2 separate regions of the Homo sapiens genome follow, and region 1 is linked to region 2. The links are chromatin contacts, found by Hi-C or POLR2A ChIA-PET in ENCODE. All regions are on one chromosome and are shown on one strand. The core of a region is the stretch at or near the end of the contact, and the rest is flanking DNA. Distances in the headings are between cores, read along the strand shown. Region 1 holds the start of CSNK1D (casein kinase 1 delta). Region 2 holds the start of ARL16 (ARF like GTPase 16).

Region 1 (5,835 bases), core at 54-2,553, 590 kb after region 2:
ACTTGTGTTCACGTGCATATTTTTCCATTGTAAATATGACACAACCCAAAACCTTCTAATCCCATTGTTTTTGAAATCTACCTTGAGACTGTTACAGTCTAAAGGACACCTCATGAGTACAACTACCTCATCTGCCTCTCATCTTGCCAGCATCTTAATCCTGTGTGACTTTCTCTACATTCACCTAAACTTAACCCTTGCTCATTTGCACTCAGTCACCGCTCCAAGGCCAAGGGGAACCGTTCAGAGAGAACCCCCAGCGGGAGGGCAAGCCCCACTCCTAGCCGGGCCACTCCCCCGCTCCACACGGCATTTGGGTCTTTCTGACATTTTCCCCCACGAATGCAAGACACCGGGGCAGCCTCTGAGGGGGCAGCCAGACAGCCCCGGACCGGGCTGCGGAAGAAAGAGCGTGGCCTTTGTTTACTGCGGTGACCTTAGGCGTAGAGGAAGCCGACGCCCGCTTCGCGGCCCCAGCCCTACCCCCTCCCCTCCCACGGCCCGCTGCCCCCACCCCCGCCCTGCCCCTCCCCCAGGCCCGCCTCCCCACGCCCCACCCAGCCCTTCCCGAGTCCGCTCCCCACGACCCTGCCCCTACCCAGGTCGGCTCCCCAGAGACCATGCCCCACCCCGGGTCAGCTCCCCTATCCCCTCCTTCCCCAACCCTCCCCTCTCCAGACCCTGCTCCCCCGACCTGGTCCTGCCCCTCCCCCACGTCCGCTCCCCACTGCCCTCCCCACCCCTGGCCGCGCTAGCCTAGTGGCCGTTGGGTTCTGGCCACGATCCGGCGGTGCCGGGACTTGCGCGGAGACCCCGCGGGGGCCACCACTTCCTTCCGCGATCGCGCTTGGTCTTGGCAGCCGCAGGGCCCGGGTCTTCGGGCGGCGGGCGGGGGCGGCGGGGCCTCACCGAGATAGATGTCTCCGAAGGAGCCGCTGCCGATCTTCCGGCCCAGCCGGTACCTGTTCCCGACTCTCAGCTCCATGGCGGCGGCGGCCCGATTCGCTCCTGCCCTCCCGGCCGCTTCCTGGGTCTGAACTCTGGGAGGCGGCGCCGCTGCTGCCGCTACTGCGGGTCCGGCTCCCGGCTCCGCCCCCCTCACGGCCCCGCTTTCACCATCGCTTTCCTGTCGCCCCGCCGCTCCCAGCGCCTCAATACGGGGCGGATGGGACAGTCCGAGCGCCGCCGCCGCTGCTCCGGCCCCTACCGGTCCCGCTTGCCCTCTCCCCGCCGCGGATGGACTCGGATCTTCCGGGCCTAAATCCCCTTTCAGCTGCCTAAAGGAGCCGCCGCCATCGCGCTGTGACGTCACTTCCCCTAGCAACCCGGCGGGGCGGGGCCGCGGCGCTCCAGGGGCGGGGCCGGGCGGGGCGAGCGCTCCAGGCCTCCTCCCGACCCTGCGCCGTGCCCAGCCCCTCTGCCCTCCTGTTACCCCGGGACCTCGGGCCGCCAGCCCCTTCCACGTGCAGGCTCCTGCTGCTCTCGCGGGGGCTTTTCGTGTGTCCCCCGAGATGTCGAGGAAGCCAGGTGAGTTCCTCGCGACAGGCGGTGCCCTTTGCAGGAGGGGACAGGTAGCTGAGGCGTGGACAGAGTGACAGGCCAGGCTCAGGGGACACAGGTGAGACCCCCTCACTGGGCTGCCAGTTCCCGGGCTTGGGGCATCCCAGTACGTCAGCGTCTGCGGCCTTACCTCCTGACACCTAAGGCCAGAGACAGAGCAGGCCCGCGCCCTGGGAGGTCCTGATGTCCAGCCTGAAGATTGAGGACAAAGCCACCACCTTTCACAAAATGAGGCCAGACCACCTGCCTCCCTCCAGTCCCTGCGGCCTGGAGACGGAGTCAACATTCTTATCTGTGTTGGATCTGAATGTTCCTCCTTGCAAAGGAAACAAGGAGTGGACGTTCAGGCTGATGGCCAGCTTCAAAGATCGGGGCCTTTGATTCCCATCACTGGGAAGAAAGCCCTTCAGACAAGCCCCCCCAGGCTGCAGGTGCATGGGGACCTTGAAGAACCCGTCCCCATGGTCCCACGTCCATGTGTCTCGAGACCTGTCGCATCCTCGCTGAAACTCAAGAATGTGAAACAGGTGAAGGTGTGTTTTGACGCATTAGCATACCAGGGCTGTGGTGTGGGCACCGCCGTGTGAGTGAGACAGCAGCCTCAGCCCGTCCAGGTCACTGCAGAAGAGGAAAGCAGCCCCCACAGGCCCCACAGTGGTGCTCGCCTTTCTCCACCCCCCAGTCTTTCCTCTCCACCCCTCAGCTCCAAACAGCTGGAGGTCAGGTCGGGGAGACGGGCGTCCATTCCCGAAATTACATAGCAGGGCCTGGAGACAGGAGATGCCGCCGGCCAGACCACCATCAGTCACTAATGAGGGATGGGCAGTCGGAACTGCCCAGTTTCTGAGTTACAGAAGCCGGGGGTGGGGGGCTGCCAGACTAGTAAAACTGACCTTGTTGGCGGAATCGCTCACGGCTTTTCTGTTGATGAACAGAGTCCAGCTCTCCCACGGGTGGCTGTGATCCTTCTTCCTGGGGAGTCCTGCTGTCCCTGACTAGGGGCACCTGCCCACCTGTCAGCTGCTCCTCCCTCGGCTGGTCCTCCTGGGCTCTGATGGCCCCAACATTTCTAGCTCTTCTCACCCATAGTGCCCCAAGCTTCATGCAGCTGCGGCAGGTACTGTGCCCGTCTGCCTGGCTTTTGTGTGTTTGTGTCTTGACTCTATAACCCGTGCACACGGACTGGGCTGTGGTGTAGTGGGGATGGCAGGAGCCCTGGGAACATGCGGGCTGGGCAAGGTGAGGCAGGCTGATTGCTGTGGCTCCCCCACCACCAGCCCCAGCCACAACAAACTGACAAAGGAAGAGGACAGTGGTACCCTGGAGCCCTGGGGTCAGAGAGAGGAGGACAAAGCAGGTGTGTAGCCCAGGGAATGACAGCACCCCTTCCGAGAAGACAGGGAGGGTGCAGACATGGCCAGGTTCTGAGCTAGAAAACTGTCAGCAGGGGGCTGAAGCTGAGGATAGTCATTGCCAAGGAACAGCCTCCGTCACAGAGGAGACGCACAGATGCGGTGACGAGGGAGGGATGCGGGGCTGGTGACCGCTGGGAACGGATGTGTGAGGCAGAGTCTCCAGGCATGGTCTGTGGGGCGGTTTGATGATACTAGAACATCTCAGAGTAGAAGGACGTCCCGACCTGCAGACTGGAAAGCCCCCAGAGCTCCCGGCAGGACGTATGAGGGCCAGCCCACACCCAGGTCTGTCCTGATACAACTGAACGCCACAGTGTCTTAGCTCCTTTACTGTTGCTATCAAGAAACACCTGAGGCTGGGAAATTTATGAAGAATCATGAGGTAATTTGTATATTTGTCCACACTAAACCTCATGTTGAATTGTAAACCCCAAGGCTGGAGGTGGCTGGGTCATGGGGGTGGATTTCTCAGGAATGTTTAGTACCATCCCCTTGGTGCTGTCCTTGAGATAGTGAGTTCTCCTGAGATCTGGTTATTTAAAAAGTGTGGGGCACCTCTCTCTCTCGCTCACTCGCTCGCTCGCTCCTGCTCTGGCCATGTGACGTGCCCGCTCCCCCATTGCCTTTCACCATGATTGGAAGCTTCCGGAGGCCTCCCCAGAAGCTGAGCAGAGGCCAGCACCATGCCTCCTGTAAAGCCTGCAGAACCAGGAGCCAAGTAAACCTCTTTTCATTATTTATTTATTTATTTATTTATTTATTTTGACACAGGGTCTCGCTCTGTTGCCCAGGCTGGAGTGCAGTGGCGTGATCTCGGCTCACTGCAACCTCTGCCTCCTGGGCTCAGGTGATCCTCCCACCTCACCCTCCTGAGTAGCTGGGACTACAGGCACACGCCACCATACCTGGCTAATTTTTCATATTTTTTGTAGACATGGGGTCTTACTGGCCCAGACTGGTCTCAAACTTCTGAGCTCAAGTGATCCATCCACCTTGGCCTTCCAGAGTGCTGGGATCACACGCATGAGCTACCATGCCGGCCCTCTTTTCTTTTAAAATTGCCCAGTCCTAAGTATTTCTTTATAGCAAGGCAACCACAGCCTAACACAGCTCACGATGCTGAGGTCTCAAAAGTTCAAGATCGGGCGTCTGCCTCTAGTGAGGGCCTTGCTGCCGCTGCCTCCACTCATGGCAGAAGGTGAAGGGCAGCTGGAGTGTGTGCAGACCGTGTGCGAGAGGGAGCTGGAGGAGTAGGGAAGTACAGGCCTTTTTTTTTTTTTTTAAGATGGAGTCTCGCTCTGTTGCCCAGGCTGGAGCGCAGTGGCGCAATGCCGGCTCACTGCAACCTCCGCCTCCCGGGTTCAAGCGATTCTCCTGCCTCAGCCTGCTGAGTAGCTGGGATTAGAGGCATGCGCCACTATGCCCGGCTAATTTTTGTATTTTTGTAGAGACGGGGTTTCACCATGTTGGTCAGGCTGATCTTGAACTTCTGACCTCGTGATCCGCCCGCCTTAGCCTCCCAAAGTGCTGAGATTATAGGCATGAGGCACCGTGCCGGCCGTGCAGGTGTTTTTAAAAGCACCTCTTGCTGGAACTAGTAGGAGTGAAAACTCACTCATTACTAAGAGGACAGCACCAAACTGTTCGTGAGGAATCTGCCCCCATGACCCAGACACCTCCAACACTGGGGCTCAGATTTCAACCTGAGGTTTGAAGGGGACCAACACCCAAACTATAGAAACAGAGAAAGAGGAAAGTTTACAGATACCCATTTAGAAAGAATCTGCTAACAAAGGGAAAGAATCAGGCTGGGCGCGGTGGTTTATGCCTGGAATCCCAACACTTTGAGAGGCCAAGGTGGGTGGATCACCTGAGGTCAGGAGTTTGAGACCAGCCTGGCCAGCATGTGAAACCCTGTCTCTACTAAAAATGCAAACATTAGCCAGGCGTAGTGACGTGCACCTGTAGTCCCAGCTACCCAGGAGGCCAGGCAAGAGAATTGCTGGAGTTCATGAGACAGAGGTTGCAGTGAGCAGAGATCCTGCCACTGCACTCCAGCCCAGGCAACAAGAGCGAGACTGTGTCTCAAAAACAAACAAACAACAACAACAAAAGGAAAGAATCAGACTGGCTTGGGACTCTGCTGTCCCCTGCCCGTGACCTCCCAAAAGCGTGTGTTAGAGACTGACCTGCCTAGTGCGTCAGTGGAGGGGGCACTTTGGAGAGGGGCTTGGATCGTGAGGCCCCGCCCTCGTGAATGGCTCAGTGCCTTGTGAAAGGGCTTGATGGAGGGAGTTTGGTCCCTTTTCCCCTTTTGTCTCTCTGCTGTGTGAGGACACCATGTTCCTCCCCTCTGGAGGATGCTGTAACAAGCTGTCATCTCGGGAGGAGACACCAGGCCCTGACCAGACGCTGAACATGCCAGCACCTTCATCTTGGACTTTCCAGCCCCCAGAACTGTGAGAAATAAATTTCTGTTCTTTATAAGTACCTAGTCCATGGTGTTTTGTTACAGCAGCATGAACAGACTGAGATAGCGGCTTACATGTAACCGGAAGCTGCAGAAAAACATCTTCAGACAGCTGAGACGGCTCCCAGGACTCGTGCCTGGCACAGACACCATCTGCCTGGCAGGGCAAAGAAAGGCGTCTGTGAGTGTGGGAGGATTCCGAGTCTAACACCCTGAGCCCAGCCAGGAAGGGGCCAGGAAGGCCTCCTCGTGAACAACGAATGAAACAGATCCCAGATCTCAGACAGGGCGGGGAAGGGGAGGGGTACCATGTCAAGCAGCACTCTGTGTAAGTCGGCACCTGCGCACACTTGCATGCAGACGTGTGTATTGTGAGTGTATGGACATGTT
Region 2 (5,857 bases), core at 1-2,500:
TAGCTTTAAACAAAGCTTTGGGAACAAGCAGAAGCAGAGGGAATCGAGTTTTATGAAGACGACCTGGTGTCACTCGTCTCTGTCCTCATGTGGCCATCAGTTCTCCATACTGGTATCCGCGGCACAGGCCTTATCAAGATGAGACCAACCAGAGGTACGTATAAGTCCAACATAAACACAGACGTACCGGGGAGTGACACAGAGGGCCAAGTCTGTTCTCTGCGGAGCAGCAGCCCTGCCCTCAGCAAGCCCTCTGTGAGCTCCTACCGGGGGCCTGGGAGCGCAAGCACCAGAAACCAGACAGGGTGCCCAGCAGGAAGCAACACTAGCTAAGACCTATTTCCATGAGTAGTATAGTCACTAAATAACCCAAACCCCTTTCTACACACAGCAAGGTTGGGGACTGGACGTCACAGAAATGTAGACACACTTCCCTAAAGGAAGCCCATATAGGATTACAACCCACCAGGAGAGAACGGCAGTTTCCATAGTAACTGGACCAGATGGGGCCCATGCACCCCCCAAGCTCCCGGATGGTGATCTTTCTCTGTGCCACGATGTCAGTAAGATTGGTGCCCACCTATAGGAAAAACCACGATGCAAAAAGAACAATACAACCGCTGTCCCGTTGTGAACTCCTGAAGAGCACCGTGCCCACACCTTACACGGTGGCCTGAACCCCGCAGACCCATTCTCCCTAACGCAGGAACGGCGAGCAGGGACCGACGCCCATCAGTAGCTGGACTCGCTGTGGGGGCGACCAGCCACAGGAAGCCGTTGCGAGGGGAGAGGAAGTGCCCGTGGAGGGCGGCAGGCCCCCTCATCCCGCGCCAATTATCCTCAGCTCGGGCCGTCCCCCGCTCCCGAAGGCTGGCCTTAAGTCACGACCTGACCCGCTGCGCCTCGGCGTGCACTTAGAGGAGCCCGGAGCTCTTCGCCAAGCGCAGAACTGACCCCCCGCAACTCCACCCGCGGGGGCGGACACCTACCGTGGGCCGTGTCGGGGGCGGCTCCCCCAGGTCGCCTTTCCCATCCCGGGAGCTCACCTGTGCGAAGCGGTCAAGGACCCGAGCAGCTAAAGGGTGAGTCCCCGCCCCACTCCGGGTGCCCCCCGCGCCCCGGTCCCGTCCCCGCGCGGAAGGATATCCTGCAGCCGTTTCACCAGCAGCGTCTTCCCGACGCCCGTGGCCCCCAGCAGGAGACACATTCCGTGCTTCGCTCCACCCGGCACCCGTAGCTCGGCGCCGCGGCTCAAGGCCCGCCCACCGGCCACTCTCATTGGATAGTTCTCACCTTCGGACTTCTCATTGGTTCTTAGGGCTCATTGTTCCAAGGGCGCGTCCAATTAGCGCGCAGCGTTAGCGGGAGAGCGGAAGACCCCGCCTCCTCGCGGCTCTAGGGCCGGCGCGGTGACGTGCGCGTGCGCGCACTGGAGGGAAAAGGCGGAAGCGGAAGTCGGGGGGCGCGCCAGCTCGTAGCAGGGGAGCGCCCGCGGCGTCGGGTTTGGGCTGGAGGTCGCCATGGGGCGAGGCAGCGGCACCTTCGAGCGTCTCCTAGGTAACGCGTCCCCACCCGACGGCTCGGCCTTGGTCAGCCCGCAGCCTCCGCCCGGCGCTGAGTCAGCGCGGCCCCGAGGGCCCGAGGGGCGCGGACCGGCCGCCCTGCCCGCCTCTCCCCGGCCCGCTGTCCTCCCGGGTTCGGAGCCGCCGATCCTGGACCCTCGGCGCGGCCGTGGGGTCGGCGTCCGTCGGGCGTTGGCAAATGGGGCTCTGCGAGGGTCCGCGCAGGGCGCCAGGGGCGCTCGGCGACCTCGCTCCTCCGCGGGCCCGGGCATTCGGCCGATTTCCTCTTGACCGACGAGCACCCGGCCGAGTGGGCCACAAGGCCTGAGTCATGAAAGTGGGTGACTCAGTCGGATGTTAGGCTCGCACTTGGGCTTCTGACCCAAAACACTGGGCCTCGAAGGGTGGAGCCGGCAGTGTTCTCTCTGGGACCTTCGAGCTCTCTTGGGGGCTGCGGGTCCCAGACCCACCTTTTGTTCCCACACTGGCTTCGGGAAGTGCCTAATGGTTTAGGAAGGCGTTTTCTCACGTTTTTGGAGGTGAAAGCTGATCCTATCTGAGCCTCCTGGAATTGACGCGTTTTGGGAGGGAAACGAATGTTGATGTGCACGTGCCCAGCAGCACGTGGAAAATGCGTCTAATGTTTGGGGGTAGGAGCTTGGGTGGTCGAATGGGCTGCCCAAGCTTGCCTTTTTGTCAAGTAGGGTTTTCAAGGAGACTTCAAGTGAGACACCTTCCTTGCCAAGGGAACCAGCAAGCAGACTGAGTATCTCAGCCACACAGGTAGTTCAGTGCTTCAGGGATGAATCCAGAGGTTAACTACTGAATCAGTATAGAAAGTGGACGTGGCTTGGCTTGTTAGATCGTTTCTGTATCCGGGAAAGGCGATGTGGGCAGAGCTGGAGCTGCCCCCCCAGAGGGGCCAGTTGTTGGAGACAGCAGTGATGTGGTATGATGACAGGTATGCTGGCGAGTCCTCCTTGGAGCCCCGTTCTGCCCTTATTTCCAAAGCACTTGGCTTGGAGCAAGGGGCCTGGAGTCTACACTGCAGGCCTCTCTAGCCCTTGCCCAAGCTAAGGTCCCATTGAAACCGGGAGCATCTGGGCGAACGGGGACTCCAAGGGACGGGTGATAGGGTTCTTTGTTGAGAAGCAGCCGAGCCTGATGTTTAAGAGTGAATCAGCCTCTGTCTCTGGTGAGCTGTGTGACTCACGGCAGTGCCCTCGCCTCTCTGCTGAGTGTCTTTACCTCGCTCGCGGGTTGTGGGAGGGCTTGGACCAGCACCTGGTGTGCTCTTACGCTGTTTGCTGCTTCCCTGGGGAGGATGGCACTTCCCTGCCCATCAGCACGCTCAGGAGGATTCTGTCATGCTTTTTCATTTGGTCCAAATGTCTAAAGGGGAAGGAGAGAGTCCCCCCCAGCTGCTGCCAAGCTGGGGTGCTGCACGGGGCGTCCAGCAGGATAACCCCTCCCTTTCATGGCATTTTCTCTCTCAGACAAGGCGACCAGCCAGCTCCTGTTGGAGACAGATTGGGAGTCCATTTTGCAGATCTGCGACCTGATCCGCCAAGGGGACACACAGTGAGTTAGCGGGGCCTGTGCCCTGATGCGGAGGAGCAGCCGTGCACTAAGCTGGGCTCGCTTGGTGCCCGTTGGGTCTCCACGACGTAGCTGACCGTGTTAGGCTCTTATGTGGAGAACTGCATGGGCTACATGCTAGGATTTTTTGACATCTTGGAGGATTAAGGGGTTTTCTCTGTACAGCTTGCAGATACCTGGTTATGTTTGTATTTGCTTCGGGGTTCTCAAAGACTAAGATGGCAGACAGACTTTTTTTTTTAAGACGGGGCCTTGCTTTGTCACCCAGGCTGAAGTGCAGTGGCGTGATCTCAGCTCACTGCAGCCCCTGCCTCCCAAGCTCAAACGATCGTCCCACCTCAACCTCCTGAGTAGCTGGGACTACAGGCATTCACCATCACGCCCGGCTGATTTTTTGTATTTTGGTAGAGATGGGTTTTTGCCGTAATGCACAGGCTGGTCTCAGACTCCTGGGCTCAAGCAATCCTCCTGCCTTGGCCTCCCAAAGCACTGGGATTACAGGCGTGAGCCACTGCACCTGGCAGCAGATGAGCTTTTCTCATCTTAGTTGCTGAGACTATTTTTTTCCCGTTTTTCTCTGCTTTTATCAATGTTTCCTTTTCAGAGCAAAATATGCTGTGAATTCCATCAAGAAGAAAGTCAACGACAAGAACCCACACGTCGCCTTGTATGCCCTGGAGGTAAGCAGACCCCCGTGCCTCAGTGGCCCCCAGGGTCCCTACCCCCTACTAGTCACGACAGCATGAGAAGAGTTTGTCCTGTGGCCTTGCCCACCTCCCTGGGCATACATCAAGCAGGAGAGTTTCCACTCAGCCTTGAGTGCCTGTGTGAACAGTGCCACCTAGGAGAGGGTCACGCTGAGGGAGAGACAGGAGATAGGGGAGGGAGTGGGCACCACTTCTTCAGCCGGTCCTGCGTGAGTAAACACCAGAAGGCGGATGTCATTGCTGTGCTTGGCAGTGAGACTTGGCGTCACGGAGCGGTGCTGTGCAGGCTGCTGAGTCTCAGATGTGGGTTCCCCACTGGCCTGACGGGCCTGTTGAAGGGCTGCTGTCCCACCGGGTTCCCCACCGGCCACTGACGGGCCTGTCGAAGGGCTCTGCTGTCCCACCGGGTTCCCCTCCGGCCACTGACGGGCCTGTCGAAGGGCTCTGCTGTCCCACCGGGTTCCCCACCGGCCACTGACGGGCCTGTCGAAGGGCTCTGCTGTCCCACAGGGAGGTGGGTCTGTCCGGGAGGAGGAGGGGCCCTGCCCTGACCACTGGCCCAACCCTTCCCTTCCTGGGCATCTGCAGGTCATGGAATCTGTGGTAAAGAACTGTGGCCAGACAGTTCATGATGAGGTGGCCAACAAGCAGACCATGGAGGAGCTGAAGGACCTGCTGAAGGTGGGTGAGACGGGGGCATGCGGGTGGCCACCCAGGCTGGCACCTTTGCTTCTCCGGGTGTTTACTGGGCACTGATGACAGAACAGCACCAGGTGTGGCGGAAAATGTGCAGGTGCAGATCGGTGGTCCCTGCACTGCGCAAGCTCGCACTCATGAGTCGGAGAGACAGGGCCGTGAGCCCCAATCCAGGGAGGTCAGGGTTTAGCAGGAGCCGGCCTGGGGTGCTGTGTCTGGAGGACCAAGGTGACAGCGACCCTGGGGCCTGGGGGAAGCTTCCGGGAGGCAGGGCTTGGGCACCTGCTGTCTTAGGGAAGGTGAGTAGATGCCACTGGGTGGGCAGGGCAGGTGGTGGCTATCGTGTGTGAGAGTGGCTGTGGTCCGGAGGGCAGGCTGGCCACATCCCACAGGCAGGGGCCTGGGAGGGCTCTGAGCGGGGGCTTGTAAGATCGGATGTGTCTGGCGGGGATAAGAGCTGTTTTGGAGAGCGAGGGCTTCATGCTTTCCTGGGCAGAGGAGGAAAAGCCCTCCAGATCCCCAGGAGATTGTGCCGGGGACATCTGCAGGGATTGTGCTGGGGACACCTGCAGGGACTGTGATGTGGACTGTGATGCAGTGGGGATGCTGTTGCAGGTGTCAAGGAGAAAGAGTGTCCCATGTAGTCAGGCTGCTCCCCTTCTGTCCCAACCTGTGGGCCAGACCTGGGTCTCATAGGAGACTCCCTGGACTCACACAGCTGAGAACCTGCCCGGGGATCCCGGTGGACAGCCAGGCCTCTCAAAGGCCCTCACTGGCCACTTTGGCTGGCTTCCTGTCCCGTCCTGTCCTGGCTGAGAGGCGGAAGGTGCCGGAGTCTGGCCCTGCCCGACCCTGGTGCTCCTGAGCTCCTTCAGTCAGGCTGCAGATCCTGAGCCGGTTCGCTCCTCTGGGGTGAGGCAGGGCTGTGAAGGGAAGGCGCCGCTGAGGATGCAGAGGGGTTCTGGAAAGGAGCTTAGGCTGAGGTGCAAGTGCCCCGGAGCCTGCTTGCAGCAGCCTCTGATCGCACGCCGTCCTGCACGTCACACCGGGACGGCGTCCCCGAGAGGGCCGTAGACGCGAGGCCAGGCTGCGCTCTAACCGGGGGAGAGGATGGCTGCAGGGGGTCTGGAGCCCGCTCTGAATTTGGAGGCATTTCTGGAGCGGCTGCCCCCCGCGTCTCCCCGGCTGTGACTGGAAGGAGGGGCGTGGCCAGAGCCCCGCAGTACCCCTGTGTTCTCAGCCCCAACACCACGCTGCCACCGTCAGGCCTGCCGGGTCCTGCCTGTTGGAGGC

Evidence for each region. Hi-C counts contacts between places; a loop is a spot of excess contacts on that map. ChIA-PET counts read pairs that join two places held with the same protein, here RNA polymerase II (POLR2A). Pooled maps may share reads with other maps.
Region 1: a map with no recorded cell type shows a loop between it and region 2 (8-fold over the local background). The contact joins the promoter of CSNK1D here to the promoter of ARL16 in region 2. A Hi-C loop is called at or near these places in 1 of 37 single-sample maps with no recorded cell type and 2 of 50 pooled maps. POLR2A ChIA-PET finds 5 or more read pairs at or near these places in 2 of 52 experiments (H1 and HepG2).

The regions. Positions count from the first base shown.
Region 1 is chr17:82,272,397-82,278,231 of GRCh38, forward strand. It overlaps CSNK1D (casein kinase 1 delta), which reads right to left and starts at 1,304. Exons shown (of 9, transcript NM_001893.6): 1 at 910-1,304. The coding sequence starts at 985. LOC124904089 (a long non-coding RNA gene) reads left to right here and starts at 1,382. Exons shown (of 2, transcript XR_007065953.1): 1 at 1,382-2,677; 2 at 5,494-5,835. RefSeq lists silencers at 704-753, 804-993, 1,234-1,443 and an enhancer at 4,305-4,804.
Region 2 is chr17:81,682,547-81,688,403 of GRCh38, forward strand. ARL16 (ARF like GTPase 16) reads right to left here and starts at 1,251. Exons shown (of 5, transcript NM_001040025.3): 1 at 1,147-1,251; 2 at 990-1,048; 3 at 467-580. The coding sequence starts at 1,207. HGS (hepatocyte growth factor-regulated tyrosine kinase substrate) reads left to right here and starts at 1,465. Exons shown (of 22, transcript NM_004712.5): 1 at 1,465-1,557; 2 at 3,059-3,143; 3 at 3,766-3,841; 4 at 4,457-4,549. The coding sequence starts at 1,521. RefSeq lists enhancers at 716-935, 1,153-1,447 and silencers at 1,036-1,115, 1,326-1,385, 1,596-1,695.